Regions from separate parts of the Homo sapiens genome. Here all the other regions are linked to region 1. Evidence: chromatin contacts called from ENCODE Hi-C data. All regions are on one chromosome and are shown on one strand. The core of a region is the stretch at or near the end of the contact, and the rest is flanking DNA. Distances in the headings are between cores, read along the strand shown.

Region 1 (3,460 bases), core at 430-2,929:
TTATCCTTACTCGTTTATAGGTGTAAGAACTGGCTGATTAACAGGAGTCCTAAAGAAGTGATTTACCAATGTTAAAAAAATTGAAACCCATATTAAGAAATATAATTTCTACTGTATCCAGGACATAGACACACAGACACTCACCCACACATGATGCTGTACAAATGTTTCATGAAGAATACTTATCCTGAATTTATGCTTTGAACTGTTTTTTTTTTCTATTTTTCAGTGAATCAACAGCAACAAAATGTTGGTTGTGACCCATTGTTATTAATTTCATTACCTACCAAAGGGTTCTAAGCTATATCTTATGGTCAGTGGAGAATAGGCTACTAACACATTAAACTTTATGCACAGGAATTGTTTCAGGTGTGGTGCTATAAGAATATGTCACATGTAATTTCCAATCTGGTTGGCTCGGTTACAGAGCAGATTGCTCTTTCAGAAATACACCGTGACCTCCCTACTCAAGAGGCTTCATAAACTCTTTCAGTGAGACATAGCAGTCTAGGAGAGGCATGTGTACAGTAAGTGTTATGATTTTTTGGTACTATAATAAGCAAAGTGCCTTTTTGTTTATTTGGAGCTACATGAAGCTAGGCCGGAATTCCAGCTTCATAACTTACTATCTTGTATTTTTGAGCAAGATATTTAAACTCAGTTTTGGAGTCTTAGTTTTTTGATTTAAGTAATACACAAATAGCATAATATTGGCACATGGAAGACAATGAGAATTCATTTCATGCTTTCTCCCCTGATCACGGATCACAAACTCCAGAATTCATAGTTACTATTAGTTTGTGTGTTTTATATTTTTGGAGGAAAGCTAAAATTTGGTAGATTATTAATTCTATATTAACACACTATAGTCAAACCCTATTTTTAAATGCAATTTAATTTCTGCAACCACTGATGATCCCAATATTCTGTCAAATACTAGGTAACAGTTATTCATTATTTTAGAATATGGATCTGAATTATGAAATAATTTTGCATTCTAAGGTCTTATGTAGTAAGATTTGGATTAACTTCCCAATTATCAACACAATTGTAGGAAATCTCCTGAGAAAAAATATTTCTAACGATTGTGTATCTTATAATTTAAAAAATAAACGTGACTTGGAAAATGCAAGGACTACTGTTCTTCTTGGGTGGTGCATTAAAGGTGATCAGAATTCTAATGACGCTGGACAGTAGGATTTTCAGAATCAGTTTCCTAGGGTTCAAGAAGTCAAACGGCAAATAACCCAAGGTCCTTGGTTGATCTGACCATCTCAGCTATCTCAAGATATATAAGATGACCTAACTGGCGCATCTCTAGGATGGGTGGGTCATTTAAAATGTTCTGCCCTTGAGGCTGGGATTTTGTGCGTGTAAACGGTGGGGAGACGGCGGTGACACATTTTTCTCCCTCCCGTAGTGCCACCCGGCGCAGGGCCGCTGCGGCGGCGGCAGCTCCCACGTGGCAAGTTCAGATTGTGCAGCGCCTGGCCGGGGGCGGTGGGCGGGACCGCAGACCCCTCCCTCCGCTCTCCGGCCCTTCCCTCTGGCCGGCCCGGGCGCCCGCTTGGTCCTCCACCGCCAGGGGGCGGGCGCGGCTTCCCGGCGGCGGGGGCCCATTGGTCGCGGCCGGGAAGCGTGGGAGGAGGCCCAGCGGCGAGCTGGCTTTCTCCTGGCCACTTGCCGGGGTGAGGGGCAGCCGGAGGAGTCCGAGAGGAAGCGGAGGCGCGAGCTGGAGGCGGCGGCTCCCGTCGGCCTCCGGCAGGACTGAGCGCTGGGAGGCCGGAAGGCGGGCGCGCGCGGCGGAGAGGCGGGCGGGAGGCCGGTGAGACGGCTGGGAGGCGGACGGAGCCGGGGCTCAGGTTCGGGGAGGGATGGAGGAGGCCGGGGAAGCCAGACGCCCACCTACGACTTCAGCCTCCGCGCACTGCGGTCACCGGCCGGGGGCGGGCCCCGGGCCCGGCCGCGTTGTCACGGCGTGTCCGGACGTTGGAGAGGGCGCAGGCGGGACTGGGGTCCCGGAGAGCCGCTGGCCGGGGTTCCCGGCCGCCGCCCCGGCGTGGGCATCCCCGGGCTCCGCGGAGACGGGGCGGCGTCTGCACCTGGCGCTGGCACTCGGCGCCCCGGCCTGGGGCGGGCACCTGGGTCGCATCTTCCCCAGGTTGGCTGTGGCTCGCGCCCCTGCAGCGTGTAGGCTGAGAGCTCCGAGAGGTGGGGACGGAGTTGGGTGTTGCATTCCAACTCCATAGGGGGCCGTTTTGACTCACTTGTAAAGTTTTAGTGTCGCCTATACTAGAGGTACTTTTGGTTTTTTACAAGCTATCCAGCCCTTTGATGTTTGGTGTCTCTTCTTTTTCTTCCTATTTGTTTGCTACTGCTCTCACAGCTCGGGACCACGGATGATGATTAGTGGCCCTAGATCTGAATATGTGAGTGACGGATTGGCAATTTGAGATTGAGAGCTCCAGCTGTTTTACTTGTGGGAGGAGCGGTTTCCATCATCCTCTACCTTTTTTTTTTTTAAGAAAAAATATTATTGCCTGTAATATAGAACTGCTATCTAATTGATAGGACTTTTCCTTTGTTTCTTTTTGGCCAACATGGTGAAACCTCGTCTCTACTAAAAAATAAAAAAATTAGCCAGGTGTATGTATCCATATATATATATGTATGTATGTATCCATATATATGTATGTATCCATATATATGTATGTATCCATATATATGTATGTATCCATATATATGTATGTATGTATCCATATATATGTATGTATCCGTATATATGTATGTATCCATGTATCCATATATATGTATGTATCCATATATATATGGATACAATGACATAAATAATATTAGATTGCTTACTGTGTACTAGGCACTGCCAAATGGTTTCGTGTGCTCATTTATTCTCACAACAGCTCAGTGAATAAGTCCCTTTATCTTTTCTAGTTTTACAGATGGAAATATGAACTCCCGAGAGTAAAGGTCAATGCTGATAGCAGAGGCCCCGACCCCTTGGACTTGTGGCCAATTTGCAGTTACGTTTTCTTAAGTCTTGGGAACCGTTACTATTAGTCATACAGTATCTTACAGAGTACCAGCAGATCTCTATTGAATTTAGAAAATAAAAGTTAATCACTTACTGAAAGCCATTTAACAAGAAATTGGCAGAATCAGCAAATCAGCATCCGGTTTTGGTCACTTCATCGACCTGTACCTCTTTCTAGAGGCTACTAGTAGTCTCTTGTGTTTCTTGGCTGTTTACCAATAAAGTCACAAGGTTTTCAGTTTTATACAGGTATTAGAAGCTTTGTTTCACAGATTCTTGTAATGTTTTCTCAACTCAATAAAGACTAGCATTTCTTCATAGGAAGAAATAAGAAGAGTTGGAGCCAATAAAAGGAGTTCAGTCCAGCAGTTCTCAACCTGAGGACCTCTCTGAATTACCAATGGGAACTTT
Region 2 (3,460 bases), core at 640-3,139, 4.4 Mb after region 1:
CAGCAAGAAGGACCTCCCCACATGCCAGTCCCTTGATCTCAAGACTTCCCTGACTCCTGAACTACAAGAAATAAAATGTGTTCTTTAAAAATTACCCAATCTGTGGTATTCTGTTACAGCAGCACAAAACAGACTAACACTGTTACCAACAAATACGTAATTCCATTAAAACATATATTCAAACAACTTCTTAAAGGTATAGAACTTTGAGACCAGAAGGTATCCTGGAGACATACTTGTCTAAAGCGAAGAAGACAATATTGCGACAAGCAGCCATCCAAAAAGATGAAAAGCGAGAAAGCCATGGTCTTTCCGATGACAGACTCAAAAGGGCTGAGCAGCACCTATTCAAATGGTGAGACAATTCTAGAGTGCTGAATCCTATCCGCCTCCCAGGGACACGATCCCGAGGGATACTACAAAACAAATGTAAATATGAACATGAGTTCAAGTTAGTAATCAAAATACTTAAGTTAGTATCTGAAAGGTACAAGTTTCCTAACAAAATGAGTACATTATCTCAAGCGTTTTAAAAAGCGTTTTAATGCAGCTAAACACCTGAGGAAAATGCATTTCCAGACTTGCACTCCCAGAGTATGGAGATTAACAAGGGAAGATATATATGTGTACATATGTATATATCTTCAGGACTGTAAGAATTTCCCAGTACTGTGAAATTAAAATTTAAAACAAAAACAAAAACACTCTACCTTGAAATTTCCAGATTTAAAGGACTGTAACCCTTAGCTCGAAATTTACTTTGTGTTTCGGAACTCTCTGGAGTGTTAAGGCTCGTGTGTTTTCTTTGCGGGTGTTTTTTTAACGACTCAGTGGGCTGGCTCCAAGTTTGTGAAGATCCTGTTAATTACCTCCTGCATTTACCACCGACCAAGGATGGGAGGCACGCGGCACTTGCTGAGCATATGTAGCTTTACAGGGAAGGGAGACGAGCAAAGATCACTGAAAACTGCAACCGAAACCCTCAGAAATTCCAGCTCTCCCCTCTTCCCTCCGGTCCCTTCGACAATCCATTTGGTGACCTGACACGTCATCCATACACTCCCAAGAGTGCCTTCGGGAACCCCTCTCCCCACTACCCAACCAGAGAGACAGCCCCACGCCCGGCAAGACGCAACTCCGGGCCACGGAGGGCGCCGCCCGGACAGCCCGGCCGGGTCAGGGGGCTTCGCCGCCGAGCACCCTCCGGCAGCCGCCCTCGGGCCTCCGCGGCCGGGCGGGAGGGCGCCTCCCCGACCACACTTCGGCCGCTTGGCACCCACAGCCGGGAGGGCGTGAGGAAGGACTCGGTCTAACTCCGGGGAACCCTCGGAGTTCCGGCGCAGACACCCGAGGGGGTGTCCTGGGAACTCCTTCGCCCGCGACACCCGTTCTTCTCCGTCTCCCGACCACCAGCGACGCAGCAGGGCGGCTGCCGGCCCGGCCCGGCCCGCCTTGCGGGCTGTGCGCGGCGCAGCTCTTCCTCCGCGGGGCCGTGAAGGCCACCGGCCGCCCCCGCGCGCCCAGCTGCCCGGCCCCGCCGCCTAAGCCGCCGCGTTGCTGGCGGGTAGCCGCGGGCCTCCGGTGCGCGGGCCCCGGCGCGTCCCCGAGCGCGCGCCTGGCCGCGGCCCCGCGCGAGTTGCACTAACTTTCCGGGGCGGGGGAGGGGTGGGCGCCGCGGGCCCGGCTCCCAGGCCTTACCTGTGCTCAAGTTGTCGTTGATTTTCAAAGGCACCCGCAGGATGTAGACCAGGAATAGCACGATGAAGAACCACACGGTCCACAGATACGTCCAAGACCAAACTATGCAGGACTTGAGCTGCTCCAGAAAGCCCGTGGCCGCTTCAGCCATGTTTCAGCGCTCCTCTCTGCTGCCGCGGCTCTTGGTGTCTGCCGGGATGATTCACCGGCCCGGAGGCGCAGCTCGCGCCGCCGCCGCCGCCGCGGCCCGGGCGCCCCCGGAGCCCGCCCGCCGCCGGGGACGCGGGCTCGGCGGGAAATCGCGCGGGCCGCGGGCGCGCCGGCTTTTCCTTCTCCAGCCTTATTGCTAACTCTCTAAAGGTCCCTACAAGTGGCTTTCGTGGAGCGATCACGTGGCCCCTGCCCCCTCGCGTTCTGGGTCCATTTATATTTATTATGCTAATATTTAGAAAGAGAAGGCCAAGTGGCGCGCCGAAGGAAACGCCTCAGGCAGTTACAACCCGCATAAGTTGAGCGTTTACCACACGCCAGGCGCTGCTCCACGATCCGTACAATCTCATTTAACCCCTGCAACAATTCCCCACTACGATCCTCTTTCTATAGGTAGGGAAACTGAGGCTCACAGCAGCTGCGTAGTTTACCTTAAGGTGGAACCAAAATTCAATTGCAGTGGTGTATTCTGGGGTCCGAGGTCTTAAACCCTACTCTGCTCCCTTATCAGGATTCAGGCTCAGGGAATGAATAAACCCGGGACAGCTAGGAGAAGGGAGGAGGTGCGCTCCTGTCGCCGGCTAGTAGGCCTGAAGATAAATCACTCTATTCAGCAAGATTTGGGTGGCAGATGCTATTTACCTTTGTTCTGTCTCTTTGAAGCAGCGCAGGGATTTTCCAGAGAAATCTTGACAGATGAATGTTTATCCTCCAGGTTTTTTGGTGATCAGAGGTCAAACTATTCTCAGCCTGTTTTTAATATAAACAATTCTCTGGGATAATTTTGACTGTGAAACGGCCACCTCTAACAGAAAGTCCATTTTAAACATTGTTTTGTTGTTTTTGTTTTGTTTTGACTGTGCTGAATAAAATGTTTCTTTTATTCTAAAATGTTTTCTCAGCTGAAATTTTCAAGTCTGTTTCTGTCCGTAAGTGATTTGACTTTCTATGTATTAGATGGTAATGAGGAAATTGCAGGTTTTCCAGTCTACATCTATTTTTAAAATTCTGAGCATAAAGAATATTTTATTATAAATTGTTTTGCTTACTTGTATAATAGTTTCCTTCATAATTAAATAAGCTCCTTTAACTTTTCACATATAGGGCCTATTACGGCATACATAATGGATGGAACTACTCTTAAATTTTTACTAATTCCAGCCTCTCTCGGCTACTGTTTCTTCCTCACATTTGATCTACTACAGTGAGATCCAGGCCAGAATAAGTGAAATTGGCACACATAGACTTTCTTTATAGTTATTTATGGCAGCACATGACCAAATGATTTTTGTGTCTAACACTGATACATGGAATCTCAGTAAAATAAAACAATATTGTCACCAGTAAAGGATCGTGACTGCAGGTTGTCCAGGTTCTTGGCGTTTTGAACAAAGAATTGGACAAAACACCCAGAGAAGCGACAAAAGAACGAAAGCAGGGATTTATTGAAAACGAAAGTACACTCTACATTGTGGGAGCGGGCGGAGCAGCGGCTCAAAGGCCGAATACAGAATCTTCTTGGGTCCAAATACCCCCAAGAAGTTTCCCTTTG
Region 3 (3,460 bases), core at 399-2,898, 3.5 Mb before region 1:
CGGGTGTGGTGGCCTGTGCCTGTAGTCCCAGCTACTTAGAAGGCTGAGGCCAGAGGATAGCTTGAGCCCAGGAGTTCCAGGCTGCAGCGAGCTATGATCTCGCCACTGCACTTCAGCCTGGGCGACAGAGCAAGAGCCTGGGAGAATGTGTTTAAATGGTGACGGGAAAGAATGAATAAAAGAAGGAAAGCTTAAAATACATTAAGAGAAAATATATTGATGATGATGGAAGGGAGATGAAATTGGTCAGGGTCCAAAGCCCATGTGGAGGGCTTCACATAAAAAGGAGGAATAGTATTTCTCAGCCGGATGCAGCCAGAGATGGAAGGAGGATAGCATCTAAACCTTCCCTATAGTTTTCCTCAAATGGACAGCTCCTGAGTTCATGCACTTGTCACCCCGGCTTCTGCGTGGGATATAACTACAGGGATGGGGAGGGGAAACAGGAGATGGGCTAATACTGAATGCTTCCTGTTGATTAAAAAGGCACTTCAAACATAGCTGGCTGGGCACAGTGGCTCATGTCTGTAATCCCAGCACTTTGGGAGGCCAAGGTGGGCGGATCACAAGGTCAGGAGTTCGAGACCAGCCTGGCCAAAATGGGAAACCCCGTCTCTACTAAACAAATACAAAAATTAGCCAGGCATGGTGGCCTGCGCCTGTAATCCCAGCTACTAGGGAGGCTGAGGCAGAAGAATTGCTTGAACCCGGGAGGTGGGGGTTGCAGTTAGCCGAGATTGCGCCATTGCACTCCAGCCTGGTGACAGAGCGAGATTCCGTCTCAAAAAAAAAAAAAAAGTTAGCTATATCCTCCTGCAAATATGTATATAAAGAAGATATTTTAGTTCAAATTAGCCTTGGAAATATTCATGTAATTCTTTATTACATTTAGTTTCACACTAGGATGATTTCACTTAAATGATTGAAGGCATATATCTGGAATTAGCAGAGAATTCATGTTTAACAATTTATCATTATAAATGATAAATTATAATATTTATCAATTATAAGTTATAATAAATATTAAATAAACTATAATAAACCTATAAAATAAATTATAATAAATATTAATTATACCACAAAATCATGGCCCTATAAAACAATGACAAGGTTAATCAAATCTGTCTGTAAATAGCAAGACTCAATGGTGGCATTATGCCAATGCCCGAAATTACTATAAAAACTCCCAAATAACATTGTTATCCTTGTAAATGCTTCCTTGTAAAGACTGCAGTAGGTGCCTATTTCTTGGAGGAAGAGAACTGGACATTAAAAGAAAGGCTCTGCCTACAGGAGCTTCGAATCTACCAAAGGGAAGCTCAAATCCCGCCCAGCGGACCCGCCCGCTTCCCCTAAGCTTGCCTCCCGCCACGAAAGCTGGAAAGTCACTGGGGGCGGAGCTAAGGGGAGCTGCGAGAATTCCGGGGGATGTGACCGGACTGGGCGGGGCCTGTACCTTGGCCCTGCGCTCCCGTTGACGTCGCATCCTGTCAGTATTTCGCCAAACCTCCAGGCGCCATCAGTGTGTGAACCGTTACGCAGCTGGTCCACCGCGGGCGGAGAACAAGCGACTATGCCCAGGGATCCTGCACGCATGCGTGGAGCTGAACCGTCAGCGTGCGTGTGACGTCACCTGCGCGCCCGCCTAAACTCTTCCTAGGGTTCTTTCTAGAGTACGGGTGAGTGAAATTTGTAAGGTTTGGTGTGTTCATTTGAGTGGGTGCCAGACGTAACGGGCCCGGGATTGAATTAGTTTAGATCAAAATTTGATGTAATTATCGCAGAGAAACGCTTTCTTACGAGTGTTTATCTCGAGCCTGCTGTGTTCAGCATCTTTCTTGGTGTTTTGGGAGAAGCAGACAGGAGTTAAGTCCAAGTCCCCGCCCTCACAGAGCTCAGGTGGCTTGGGGGAAGGTTGGTGCGCAAACATTAAAATTAGATATCGACACTAGTGAGTGTCCCCGTCAAGAGGTCTGTGAAATAAGGTTGAGCCTACGATGCAGAAGTTAATCTCAGTTCAGTAATTTTTGTTTCTTCATTTATTTAGCGGGTGAAGGGAGGGGGCCACAGAAACATGTTGGAGTACGATGCTTTTGGTGCACAGTTTGTCTATACAATATTACAGCTCCCGTGGGGGTTAAAAAAAAACACGATTTTTCAGCCTCCCTCTTCCCCAATAAATTTTACATTTTAAAGCACAATGTTAAAAGCGTTTGTTAGTGACGTTACAGATCTTAAAACTGGCTTTTTGGAGGTACTTTACGCAGCTAAGTAGAAAATGGTTAAGTTTCAGTTCCTTGGAAGAATGTTTTGTATTGATCTTTGCAATAAAATTGTAAAATAATCCATCCTCCTGTCACCCCCCAACCCCGAACCGTGTTAACTATAATAAGGAAAAGCATAACTAAGTCAAAGAGACTTAAAGCAAATTATTGACTTCATTTTGGGTAAAACACTGGTTTTGTATTTTCAGCAGCAAGTTGTCAGATTCCCTAGTTGAATTTGCTTTGGACATCAGTGTGAAGCAGAACTGATATGCCACTTGAATTAATAAAGGAAGTCAATGGGGTGCCTGAAGTTCAGCCGCTGAGTAAATTACATAAAGTAGATTTCGGATCCCTACAGCCAGGTTACAATTATAGCAAGAAATATATTCAGGTAAGAATTTCTATAACTCAGAATGCTTTTTCCTACTAAAAGGAATGCAGTTTTTAAGTGTTGAGTTTATTTATGAGAACTGGTTTAGGTATGGTTTTTATCTTTGTCATAACATTTGAGATTGAATATTTCAATAAGTTATTCTTATTCAGTACTTATTTAGCGAACAATTATCAAATTCGTGTGTGAAACATTGGAGTAAGTTTCTGAGGTACAAAGATGAATAAATATAGTCCCGGAACTAAAGATAATCACATTTCTGTGGGGTCTGACAGATCAATCACCTGATCTCCAATTAAAATTAATAGGTGTGATATTAGCATTGTGATGTGTGAACATGAGAGAGCTTTTGGTTCTGACAGATCACGAAAGTTGAGCTGGAACTTACGGGATAACAGACTGTGCTGTACCTTCCTTTGAGGTAAAAAGCAGTCCTTATGTGCATGTTGAGGAATTTGGATATTACTCTAAAAGCTATGGGAAGTCTTTAGTAGGTTTTAGCAGGAGAAAGACATGATTTACTTTGAGTTCAAAAAACTTTGCTCCTAGGTAGAGAATATATTGGCGAATGCAAGATTAGAGGAAAGATGTTTAGTTAAGAGGCAATTACAGTAATTTAGGTGAGAGTTGATGATGATCTGGGCCAGTGGCAGAGGGGATGATGGGAAGGATATTGAAAAAAGATAGTAATAATAATAACTAAAGTTAACATTCATTGCATTTTTTTCCATGCGTTAGGTAGTTTTTACGTATATTATTTAATCATCACAAAGACCTATGACATAGGTACTGTTATTAAAGA

The links. Hi-C counts contacts between places; a loop is a spot of excess contacts on that map. Pooled maps may share reads with other maps.
Region 2: a loop to region 1 is called in a map of naive thymus-derived CD4-positive, alpha-beta T cell, with 11 times the contacts of the local background. The contact joins the promoter of ST7 here to the promoter of FAM3C in region 1. A Hi-C loop is called at or near these places in 1 of 168 maps with a recorded cell type or tissue (naive thymus-derived CD4-positive, alpha-beta T cell), 1 of 37 single-sample maps with no recorded cell type and 6 of 50 pooled maps.
Region 3: a loop to region 1 is called in a pooled map, with 13 times the contacts of the local background. The contact joins the promoter of POT1 here to the promoter of FAM3C in region 1. A Hi-C loop is called at or near these places in 10 of 50 pooled maps.

The regions. Positions count from the first base shown.
Region 1 is chr7:121,394,527-121,397,986 of GRCh38, reverse strand. It overlaps FAM3C (FAM3 metabolism regulating signaling molecule C), which reads left to right and starts at 1,679. Exons shown (of 10, transcript NM_014888.3): 1 at 1,679-1,825. RefSeq lists silencers at 1,315-1,374, 1,415-2,244 and enhancers at 1,472-2,056, 2,057-2,642.
Region 2 is chr7:116,951,930-116,955,389 of GRCh38, reverse strand. ST7 (suppression of tumorigenicity 7) reads right to left here and starts at 1,889. Exons shown (of 16, transcript NM_001369598.1): 1 at 1,699-1,889. The coding sequence starts at 1,849. ST7-AS1 (ST7 antisense RNA 1) reads left to right here and starts at 1,056. Exons shown (of 1, transcript NR_002330.1): 1 at 1,056-2,944. ST7-OT4 (ST7 overlapping transcript 4) reads right to left here and starts at 1,542. Exons shown (of 5, transcript NR_002329.2): 1 at 1,281-1,542; 2 at 711-929; 3 at 237-416. RefSeq lists silencers at 1,134-1,433, 1,494-1,693, 1,904-1,973 and enhancers at 895-1,818, 2,234-2,343.
Region 3 is chr7:124,928,013-124,931,472 of GRCh38, reverse strand. It overlaps POT1 (protection of telomeres 1), which reads left to right and starts at 1,648. Exons shown (of 19, transcript NM_015450.3): 1 at 1,648-1,679; 2 at 2,474-2,658. POT1-AS1 (POT1 antisense RNA 1) reads right to left here and starts at 1,600. Exons shown (of 8, transcript NR_125719.1): 1 at 1,457-1,600. RefSeq lists enhancers at 1,364-1,658, 1,413-1,712.